Regions from separate parts of the Homo sapiens genome. Here region 2 is linked to region 1. A link is an interaction called in ENCODE POLR2A ChIA-PET data of the cell type or tissue named here. Cell type or tissue: PC-9. All regions are shown on one strand. Links, peaks and the distances in the headings refer to the core of each region. The heading gives the core; the rest is flanking DNA. Region 1 overlaps LOC105372657 (a long non-coding RNA gene). Region 2 has its middle 37 kb from the start of CEBPB-AS1.

Region 1 (5,372 bases), core at 258-5,257:
TCACCGTTTTAGAAATGAAGACATTGAGACTTAGAGAAGCAGTGACCTCCCCAGAGACACACAGCCAGGAAGCAGCAGAAATGGGAATTGAACCTGCATTCTTCATCATACCCTGGTATGTCCCTGGTGGGGGTCAACCAGCAGCTTTCTGACTGCTGGGATACTTCTCTTTGAGAACACAACAGTTCTTTTTTTTTTTTATTATTGTACTTTAAGTTTTAGGGTACATGTGCACAACGTGCAGGTTAGTTACATATGTATACATGTGCCATGTTGGTGTGCTGCACCCAGTAACTCATCATTTAACATTAGGTATACCTCCAAATGCTATCCCTCCCCACTCCCCCCACCTCACAACAGGCCTGATGTGTGATGTTCCCCTTCCTGTGTCCATGTGTTCTCACTGTTCAATTCCCACCTATGAGTGAGAACATGCGGTGTTTGGTTTTTTGTCCTTGCGATAGTTTGCTGAGAATGATGGTTTCCAGCTTCATCCATGTCCCTAGAAATACCGTTTGACCCAGCAATCCCATTACTGGGTATATACCCAAAGGATTATAAATCATGCTGCTATAAAGACACATGCACACGTATGTTTATTGCGGCACTATTCACAATAGCGAAGACTTGGAACCAACCCAAATGTCCAACAATGATAGACTGGATTAAGAAAATGTGGCACATATACACCATGGAATACTATGCAGCCATAAAAAATGATGAGTTCGTGTCCATTGTAGAGAACACAACAGTTCTAAAAGTGTGGTCCGAAGATCCCTAGGGGTCCCCAAGACCCATTAAGGGGTTCGTAGGATTATTTGCCCTGTTTACTCTCATTCTCACATGAGTGTAAAGAGTTTGAAAAGTTCATTGATAGATGTTTAGATTCCACATTGCATCTGAATTTAAGACATTACCACTGATTAGTTTTTGTGTAGCATTAAAGACTATTCATGGCTGGGTGTAGTGGCTCATGCGTGTAATCCCAGCACTCTGGGAGGCCGAGGCAGGCAAATCACCTGAGGTCGGGAGTTAGAGACCAGCCTGGCCAACATGGTGAAACTCCATTTCTACTAAAAATACCAAAATTAGCCGGGCATGGCAGCAGATGTCTGTAATCCCAGCTACTCGGGAGGCTGAGGCAGGAGAATCACTTGAACCCAGGAGCCGGAGGCTGCAGTGAGCCTAGATTACGCCACTGCACTCCAGCCTGGGCGACAGAGTGAGACTCCGTCTCAATATACATGTATTTCACAATGTGACAATATCCTCCCTTTTTCCAACGATGTGCCTTTGGAAGCCAGGTTTTCTCAGGTACTTCATCCTAAACAAAGTCTCACAGCAGATCCACTGCAGAAGCAAGTGTGAGGACCCGCTGTCCCCCAGAGGCCAGCTGTTACAGAGAGATGCAGAAATATCCACAATCCAACAAATGCCACTTTTCTCATTAAATTTGTCCATTTTAAAATGCATAGGTATTTATTATAAAAAATGTTATGTTCATGTAATGGATTTATTATTACATTTGAGTGAATAAATAAATATGTTATACATTTCTTAGTTTTCATTTCTAACGTGAGTATCGACTGATAGAATCCACACAAGCAAGAAGAGCTCCTTGGGGTTCTCAGCAGTTTTTTAAAATGTAAAGGGATCCCGAGGGCCACTGTCTGGGGAGGCTGCAGAACTGGCCTCTCTTCCCTGCCCTGCACCCACCTAGGCCCCTGCTCTCTTCCTTTCTCCCTTCCGTCCTTCCCCACTGTAAGTCTGTACTCAGTGCCTCCGGGAAGGGCGGGGACACCAAGTACGGGGATCCCAGGAGGCTTCCTGGCTTTTGAGTTTCAAAAGTTGAGAAGAGCAGGAAGAACTCACGTCTTGCAGAGAGCAAGGTTCCCCCACCCAGAATCAGAGCCAGGGTCGCAGGATAGGTACAGAGACGGGGTGTCAGGGGTGGCCCCCAGCCTGGGGCTGAGCCCAGTGAGGCCCAGAACCTCAGGTAGAAGCAGCTTTTCCAGGATTCTGGAAAGGCAGCCTCCAACCAGCCCTTGAAGTAGCCAGGAAGCAGCCAAATGACCCCCAGGACCAGGGGCAATGGAGAAGGGGCAGGCACAGAACCACGCAGGGCCTCAGGGGGGGGACCAGCCTGTGTCAGGCAATGCCTGGTGGGAAGACGACACCCAACACCAGTGCCTCTGTCCTCATTCCTATCCCCAACACCTTGGCCTCATGAAAGGCCAGGGGACCCAGAGCCTTCCCAGGAAAAGTGGAGTGGGGTGGTGGCGAGGGTGGGAATCACCGTCAGATGAAGCCTCCTCCAGCCTGGCATAACCACGACACAAGATGGAAAATCAGTTCCATTTGTGAAAACACAAAGAAACTCCACAGTGCCAGTGTGTGAACCGGGACTCATACCCACCCCGTGTGGAAAAGCCCCACTTGTGTGGGATGTAGCCTCCATGACAGATCTCTTTCTTTGGGCATCAGAGAGGTTGAGTCACTTGCGTAAGGCAGCTCAGCAGGAAGGGGCAGAGCTGGGATTTGCCCCAAGGCCCTGGCTCCAGCCCTCATGCCCTTGACCCCAGGCTGCTGACGGAGGGTGTTCATCCCCCAGGCCTGGCCAGAGTGTGAGGCTCAGAATCCCAGGCTGGGCCTGGGGGCACAGCCCCTGGGATTGGAGGATTGGACCCCAGCGTCCCTCAGGTGAGCAGAGGCCAGTCAGCCGTGCAGGGCGTGGTGGAGCTGGGTCTCTTGCCCAGGCTGTGCACCAGGTGTCCCCTCACCTGCTGAGTACCCCAGGAGGGGCGGGTGAGGGCCTCACCCTGCAGGACAGGTTCTTCAAGGTCCTCTGCCTGGGCGGAGTGCCTCTCACTCCTCCCGGAAGAGTAGACAAAGATGCCCCAGAAACAGGCCCAGAGAGGCCAAGAGATTAGCCAGAGGTCACACAGAAGGTCATGGGAGTGCCAAGACCACCCCTTACAGAGCCTTGGGGGAGGCAGAGCCCCTGAGGAGGGAAGCACAGAGCTGGGTCCCTGCACCTGCCCCCGCATAGAAGGCTCTTGGGGGACATGGGGGCAGGTCCTGGATGGGTTCCTGACTGAGGCAACACGGACATTGTCCGTGATGCTCCCCTCTCACCTTCCACATCTACACCATCGTAACTGTCGGGTTTATGCCCTAAATATCTCCTATATCCAACCACATCTCCTCACCTCCCTGGCCAAGCCCTGGGCCAGGCTCCTCCCTCTCACCCGTGGACTGTGGCCATCGCCCCTTCTCTGCTCTTCCTGCTTCCAGCCTCACCCACTCTCTTCTCCACATTCCTTCCTCTGCCTACGACCTTCTGTGACTCCCACTCACTCAAGAAAAAGCCCAGACTCCTCTCTGTGGCCACAGGGCCCCTGGCCAGCTCTCCTGTCTCATCACCACTTCCAATATCTGCTCCTTTGACCTGCAGCTCCAGTGAAATGACCTTCAGTTTCTGTCCACCAGACATTTACACATTCTAGTCCCTCTATTTGCACTATTTTTTTATTTGTAATAATTGAGGTGAAATTCATGTGACATGCGATTAAACATTTTAAAGTGAACAAGTCAGTGGCATTTAGGACATTCACTACGTTGGGTACCCCGTATCCTGGCACTATTTTTGCTGATCCTCCTTTTCATCCTTTCAGTCATCCAGACGTCACCTCCCCCAGGAAGCCCATCTTGACCCTCCCTTCTTCCCCATAGTTTGGATCAGATGCCTCTTTGGAGCTGCCAGGTCCCCTGTGGCTCCCCTACTGTGTTGTGTTGCCCGCTAGTGTGAGTGGGCTGAGGGCAGGAACCACGTCTGATTCTTGTCAGCACTCGCGGCACCCACACATGTGTGGACTTGGGGTGTGTTTGTGATGAATGAGGACAGAGGCAGAGACAAGTGGAGAGATGGTGAAATGTGAACTGAGCATCCCCTTCGCGCCAGGCCCTGTGCTCGGTGCTTGTGCGTGTCACGCGGTGGAGGACAGAGCAGACATGGAGCCCGCCCTTGTGGAGCTGACATCCCCAGGGGCGGGGTGAGGGGTGGGCCAACATGCCCCCTGACAATTACAAGATGGCATCATCAGGTCTCCGATGATGAGTATAAGGCATTGTGGGAGCACCCAGAAGCCTCCTGACCTGCCTGGGCTGGGAAGGTTCCTCGCAGGTGGCATCTAAGGGTTGTGAAATACACAGAGGGCTGAGCAGGGTGGGTGCAGAGGGCTGGTGGGGAGTGTCCCCAAAAGAGAGCACAGCAGGGACAAAAGCCTCGCCCAGGGGGTCCCGACTGCGGTGATTTTGTTCTCCCCGGGAACATTTGGTGGTCTGGAGATGTTAGTTTTCACAACTGGGGAAGGTGCTGCTGGCATCCAGTGGACCAAGGCCTTGGACGCTGCTTAGTGTCCTTCAGAGCACAGGACAGCCCTGCAATGGAGAATGGTCCAGCCCGAGGCTGAGAAACCCTGGCACAAAGGCAGGCCTTTGGGGGCACTAAAAGAAGCTCAGGAGAGGAGGCTGGAGGGGGCGCAGGCAGCCTCAGCCCCATCCAGGGCTTTGGATTTGGGGATGGGGTGTTCAGCCCAAGAGAAGACTTAGGCAGCAGAGGACCTGCTGAGATGCAGGGTTCAGGAAGCTTGCTCTGGCCACAGTGTGGACTAGGATGATACGGCTGTATGATCCAGTGGCAGAGAAGTCGAGGCAAAGGGCACAGAGAATGCAAAGGTCCTGAGGTGGAAACTGTCTGAGTAGGTTCTGGAGACAGAGGGGAGGCCGGCAAGTGCAGAGATTACTGAGAGACACCATGCAAGGCCACGGAGGCTGCAACAAGACTTAGGGGGTTAGTCCAAGAGCAGTGGGGAGCCCTCAAAAGTGTTTCACCAAGGGAGGGGCACTGTCAGCCTTGGGTCCTAGCAGGCTCCCCCTAATCCTGTGTGGAGAATGGATCCTAGGGGTGAGGGCGGTGCAGGGAGATGAGGAGGAGGCGAGGCTGGGGCCAGGTCAGGCCAGGAGCTGGAGTGAGGTGTTGAGGGGGTGTGTCCGCCAGGCCCAGCTCATGAGTTTGATGGGAATGATAAGCAGAGGACTGGAGAGTGGCTCAGAAGCTTCTAGCTGGCGAGGCAGCCTAGGCAAGGGGCCTTGCAGGCATCTCTTTGCACCTCATGGCTCCTGGGGGGCCGAAGGCCCTGATATCTATGCCTCCCACCCCTTCCTGGACAAGTCCAGCCTCTGCATAGATGTCTTCAACCCATGCACCTGCAGGAGGCAGCCCGGGATGCTTGCTGTTGGGATTTTCCCAGAGTTCCAACCCCAGGACACACTGCAACTCAAAGTGGAATCCAGCTGCTGGTGCTGCCTCT
Region 2 (5,372 bases), core at 252-5,251, 130 kb after region 1:
CCGTGTCTCAAATCCTTCCTTGGGCCTCAGTTTCTCCCTTTGAATAGTGGACGGGCACTCCCAACTCAAGTGGTGATGATGATTTAAATCCCACAAACAGAGAAAGAAGGCCCTGAGCACCTACTGTGTGCTGGGGGGCAGGGGCCGGCCTCCAGGAGGCACCTGCCATGGGCATTTTGCATAAGATGTCCGGCTGCTCCTGAGGCCTCTGGAGCACCAAAGCCTGTGTTCAGGTCCCAGTTCCGCTCCTTAGGATGTCTTGGCCTCTCTGGGCCTCAGTTTCCTCATCTACAAAATAGGGTTGATAATAATACCTACCTCATGGAATCGTTGTGAGGATTAAATTCATTGATACCTGTAAGGTAAGGAAACAAGGACTGGACCAGAATAAGTGCTCAATTTCTGGTCATTTTTATGGTTAATTTCCTAAACTCTCTCCTTAAGCTCCCCACCTGTCTGCTCCCCACCAGCCCCCTAGCGCTGGATTTCTCGGCTCTGTCCCTACACAATAAGTCCAGTCTCACCTCTGAGCTCTATGCGTCCCCCAGCAGCCAGGAAGGTGTTTAAAATGACACTTCTCTGCTCAGTACTGCAGTGTCTCCCCCTGTCCAGGCCAGGTCCTCCCTGGGGGATTGTGCCTGTCCCCCGGCCACACTTACACCATCCTCATTCTCCACTCCTCCCTCCAGCTGGAGCAACCTCTGGGTCTCAGAGGGTTCCATCCACCCTGCCTCGGCCACTTTGCACGTGCTGTTCCCTCTGCCCAGGACACCCTTCCTCCCACTGTTCTGCCTGCGCTGACTCTTCCTTCTGTGGGGAACCATCTGGGGCTTTCTGGGGCTGCCACAGACTGCTCATGCGGTGCCCTGTGTTTCCCATATGACAGCACCAGCTGAAAGGACATGTCAGGGTCCCCAGCTAAACTGGGAACACCTGGAGGCTAACTCCTTCTCTGCAAGGCTTGGAGGCTGTCTGGGGAAGGCAGGTGGCAATCACAGTGGGGGTCTACTGTGAGTCGAGAGAGTTGAGGTGAGTCGAGTGAATACACTTAACTTAAACTGACTTTAGCCAGGTGCAGTGGCTCAAGCCTGTAATCCCAGCACTGTGGGAGGAGGCCAAGGCAGGAGAATCACTTGAGGCTAGGAGTTTGAGACCAGCCTGGACAACATAGTGAGACCCTATCCCTACAACAAATAAAATTTGAAAATTAACCAGGCATGGTGGCATGTACCTGTAGTCCCAGCTACTCAAGAAGCTGAGGCAAGAGGATTCCTTGAGCCCGGGAAGTCGAGGCTGCAGTGAGCTATGTTCTTGCCATTGTACTCCAACCTGGGTGACAGAGCAAGACCCTATCTCTAAAAAGGTAACAAATAAATAAAAACTTGGCCAGGTGCGTTGGCTCACGCCTGTAATCCCAACACTTTGGGAGCCCAAGGTGGACAGATCACCTGAGGCTGGGAGTTCGAGACCAGCCTGACTAACATGGAGAAACCCTGTCTCTACTAAAAATACAAAATTAGCCGGGCGTGGTGGCACATGCCTGTAATCCCAGCTACTCGGGAGGCTGAGGCAGGAGAATCACTTGAACCTGGGAGGCGGAGGTTGCAGTGAGCCTAGATCGAGCCATTGCCCTTCAGCCTGGGCAACAAGAGCGAAACTCCATCTCAAAAAAAAAAAAAAAAAAAAACTTGTAAAAGTTGAGATGAGGTGTGTTGAGGAGCTGGGTGGAGCTGAGCTGAGCATTCAACAGAGCAGGATTGACTTGAGCTGAGCTGAGGTGGGTGGGATTGCAGTGAGTGGCGCTGAGCTGAAGTAAACTGAGGTGAACTGAGGTCAGCTGAGCTGAGCGGAGGTGAGGTGAGTTAAGCAGAGTTAGTTGGGTTGAGTTGAGTCAGGTAGAGGTGAGTTTTCACCTGAACTGCGCTCTGCTGAGTGGAGGGGCGCAGGGCTGATGTCAGTCGTGCTGATGAGCTGGGTTGTGTCAAACTGAGCAAAGGAGGGTTGAGTGGAGACACATTAAGCTGAGTCGAGTTCAACTAAACACAATGAGTGGAGTTCTGTTGAGTTGAATTCAGTTGAGGTATTGCGTGGATTCAAATCAAGTTAAGGTGAGTTTATTTTTATTTATTTATTTATTTATTTTTGAGATGGAGTCTCGCTCTGTCACCCAGGCTGGAGTGCAGTGGAGCCACCTCTGCTCACTGCAACCTCCGCCTCCTGAGTTCAAGCGATTCTCCTGCCTCAGCCTCCCGAGTAGCTGGGATTACAGGCACCTGCCACCACACCCAGCTAATTTTTGTATTTTTAGTAGAGACAGGGTTTCACCATGCTGGCCAGGCTGGTCTTGAACTCCTGACCTCAAATGATCCACCTGCCTCGGCCTCCCAAAGTGCTGGGATTACAGGCATGAGCCACCGCACCCGGCCTATCTTCGCTTTATACATAAAAAAATTAAGATGTTTTTTACCCCATAAGAATTAATTTCCACCCCTGTGGGGGCAATGTCACCTCCACACACACACACCCAAATGCCCGAGAGAATGCCTAAGTCAGGCTGAGCAGAGGCAAGGAGAGGGATCCGTCTACAAAAAGGATCTGTTTTGACTTCCTGGAGGAGGCAGTCTCTGGCGTGGATTGTGATTACCACAAGGCTGAGGCCCAGGCCAAGGCCAGCCCAACCTCAGTTGGAGTTCTCCTTCCACCACGCCCTGTTTCCTTCTCCCCTCCTCCAGCCCCATTTCCTCACCTGTGAAATGAGATATAGTAACAGAAGAAACAACAAACGTACAGGCCCTGAAGCAGGTACCAGCTCGGCATATTGACTTTAGCTGAGGGAGGTTCCTGTGGTTGGAGGGGTGAAAGGGAGAGGAGGGGCGGTCAGTGGAGCTCCATCACGTCAAATCTTGCGGGACACGGGCAGGAGTTGAAGTCTATCCTGAGGACAATGGGGAGCTATGGGAGGATTCTGAGCAGGAGAAGGACGTGACGTGCATAAATGAAGCCTCTGGATGGACCCTGAATGGACTCCCCAGGGGCCCAGGACAGTGCACCTAGATGGCCGAGCTAATTGTCCATGCTCTGGCCACAGGGGGCAGAATCTGAGGCTCATGTTCACAGCCTCCTTTGTGGGAGACAGAACATCTGCCTCATACAGCAGAAAATTCTCCACACATAGGAAGGAGGTTCGGATTCTGGACAGTTGGAAGAAATGCCTCAAAACGCCCAACAGTAACAAGAAATAAACAATTGGACAGAGTGCTGTGGGGCTGGTTGGATAGAGGGAAAAAGGCCCAGGCCAGGCCTCTTGGGGTCTGCCCCAACCCCAAGACCCCAAGCCACCTCCCATACATACAAAGCCATGCCCTGGTCCCCAGTCTGGGGTGGCGGGCCCTGAACACTGCTGGGTCCCAGAACCTCATGCCAAGAGTTGCCTTCTTCACGGTATGTGTCACCTGCTTTCATTAACCACTAAAAGGGTGTTCCAGGCAGGGTGTGGAGGCTCACGCCTGTAATCCCAGCACTGTGGGAGGCCGAGGCAGGAGGATCACTGATCGAGACCAGCCCAGGCAGCATAGCAAGACCCTGTCTCTACAAAAAATTAAATTAAAAATTAGCCAGGCGGATGATGCAGTCTTGTCGTCCCAAGCTACTCGGGAGGCTGAGGTGGGAGGATCACTTGAGCCCAGGAAGTTGAGGAGGCAGTGAGCTGTGGTTGCGCCACTGCACTCCAGCCTGGGTGACAGAGTAAGACCCTCTTAAAAAAAAAGGCTGTTCCAGCAGCATGCACAGTGACACTCAAGGGGCCCCATGGGACACCCTCAACCCAGAGATTTCCCCTTTTGGAAAGACAAGCTCTACGGACAAGCAGACCCAGGTGCCCACCTAGGCTAGTGATGTCGCCTCTCTGAAACTGTTTCCTTACCGTGAAAGGGCCAGAGCCTTCCCCACCTTTCAATGGAAGAAAGTCACCTTCCCACCCAGGATGTCGGGGTGGCCTAACACTGGTCTTCAGAGTCACAAAGATCCTGATTTTATTCCCACTGTCCACACACCTGTTAGGTACCAGGAACCAAACTGGGTACTTTACATCTAGAGCTCTATATAATCCTCACGGCAGCCCATGGGGGCAGAGCCAGGACTCAGACCCAGGTCTGCCTGATATACAAACCCTTGCCTTAACCACTGGGCCATAGACCAGTGGATGCCAACCACTCCTTAGCGAGTGCCTACCGTGTGCCCAGCACTGTGCTGAGCAATCTACAGGAATTTCATGCCTCATCCTCACCACAAACCTCATGAAGTGAAACCATCTCCAAGTCCAGGTGAGAACACTGAGGCTCAAACAGGCGAGGAGCTTGCTCAAGAACAGGGAGATGCAGAACACTGAAATGTACACCCAGGTCTGTCTGAAGCTAAAATTCCAGTGCTTTCTACTATGCCACTAGTAAGAATGAAAATAGCTAGCATGTATTGTGCACCAGCTATATGCCTGGCCCTGCTCTATATACTTCATCTGCATCATCTCTCAGTCATCACCACACCCTGTGAGGGGGATGTAAATATTATCATCTCCATTTTCTTTTCTTTTTTTTTTTTTTTTTTTGAGACAGAGTCTTAGTCTGTCACCCAGGCTGGACTGCAGTGGCGTGATCTCGGCTCACTGCAACCTCTGCCTCCTGGGTTCAAGTGATTCTTGTGCCTCAGCCACCCGAGAAGCTGGGACTACAGGTGTGTACCACCATGCCCAGCTAATTTTTGTATTTAGTAGAGATGGGGTTTCACCATATTGGCCAGGCTGGTCTCGAACTCCTGGCCTCAGGTGATCTGGCCACCTCAGCCTTCCAAAGTGCTGGGATTACAGGCGTGAGCCACCATGCCCAGCCAATCATCTCCATTTTCAAAATGAGGAAACTGAGGTTCAGAGAGGGACATGAACCTGACCAAGTTCACACAGTGGGAAAGGTGCAGAGCTGAGATTCAAGCCCAGGGTAGCTGGCCCCAGCACCCATGTCCTTCATCTCCCATCTACAAACCTGGCTCCAGACACACCTCCTCCATGAAGCCTCTCAAGACTCATCCCTGTCTCTGCCACCCCATCCCCGCCTCTGCCACCCCATCCCCATTACTGCACATCCCCATAGGCTTTTCCATGTTTGTGTTTGCCATGGGCTGCAAGCAACGTCATTCCCAGAATATTTACTTTGACCTCCCCTAGTCTACCCACCAGCCTATACCCAGACAAGGGGCCCTGGACCAGCCAGAGCCCTGCCTGCTCCCTGATGATTAATTAAACCCCCAACCTTGACCATGTCTGCCATCCAGGCCTCGTGCTCAGTGACCTCAGCCTGGCGTGGTGAGAGTGGGAGGGATGG

Evidence for each region. Peaks named below come from ENCODE experiments on the same cell type or tissue, not always from the same donor. Only the 100,000 strongest peaks of a DNase experiment are listed, where the experiment ranks them.
Region 2: POLR2A ChIA-PET joins it to region 1 with 9 read pairs; 4 of 35 experiments call an interaction of 5 or more read pairs at or near these places.

Annotation. Positions count from the first base shown.
Region 1 is chr20:50,357,728-50,363,099 of GRCh38, reverse strand. The region is part of intron 1 of LOC105372657 (a long non-coding RNA gene); the gene reads right to left. Among named protein-coding and RNA genes, the nearest start is that of LINC01271, 39 kb to the right of the region's middle. In PC-9, for the core only: no CTCF peak of the experiment used is centred there; a DNase peak (open chromatin) is centred at 2,789.
Region 2 is chr20:50,226,821-50,232,192 of GRCh38, reverse strand. No RefSeq gene overlaps it. Among named protein-coding and RNA genes, the nearest start is that of CEBPB-AS1, 37 kb to the right of the region's middle. RefSeq lists an enhancer at 5,347-5,372. In PC-9, for the core only: no CTCF peak of the experiment used is centred there; a DNase peak (open chromatin) is centred at 2,732; H3K27ac peaks cover 624 bases.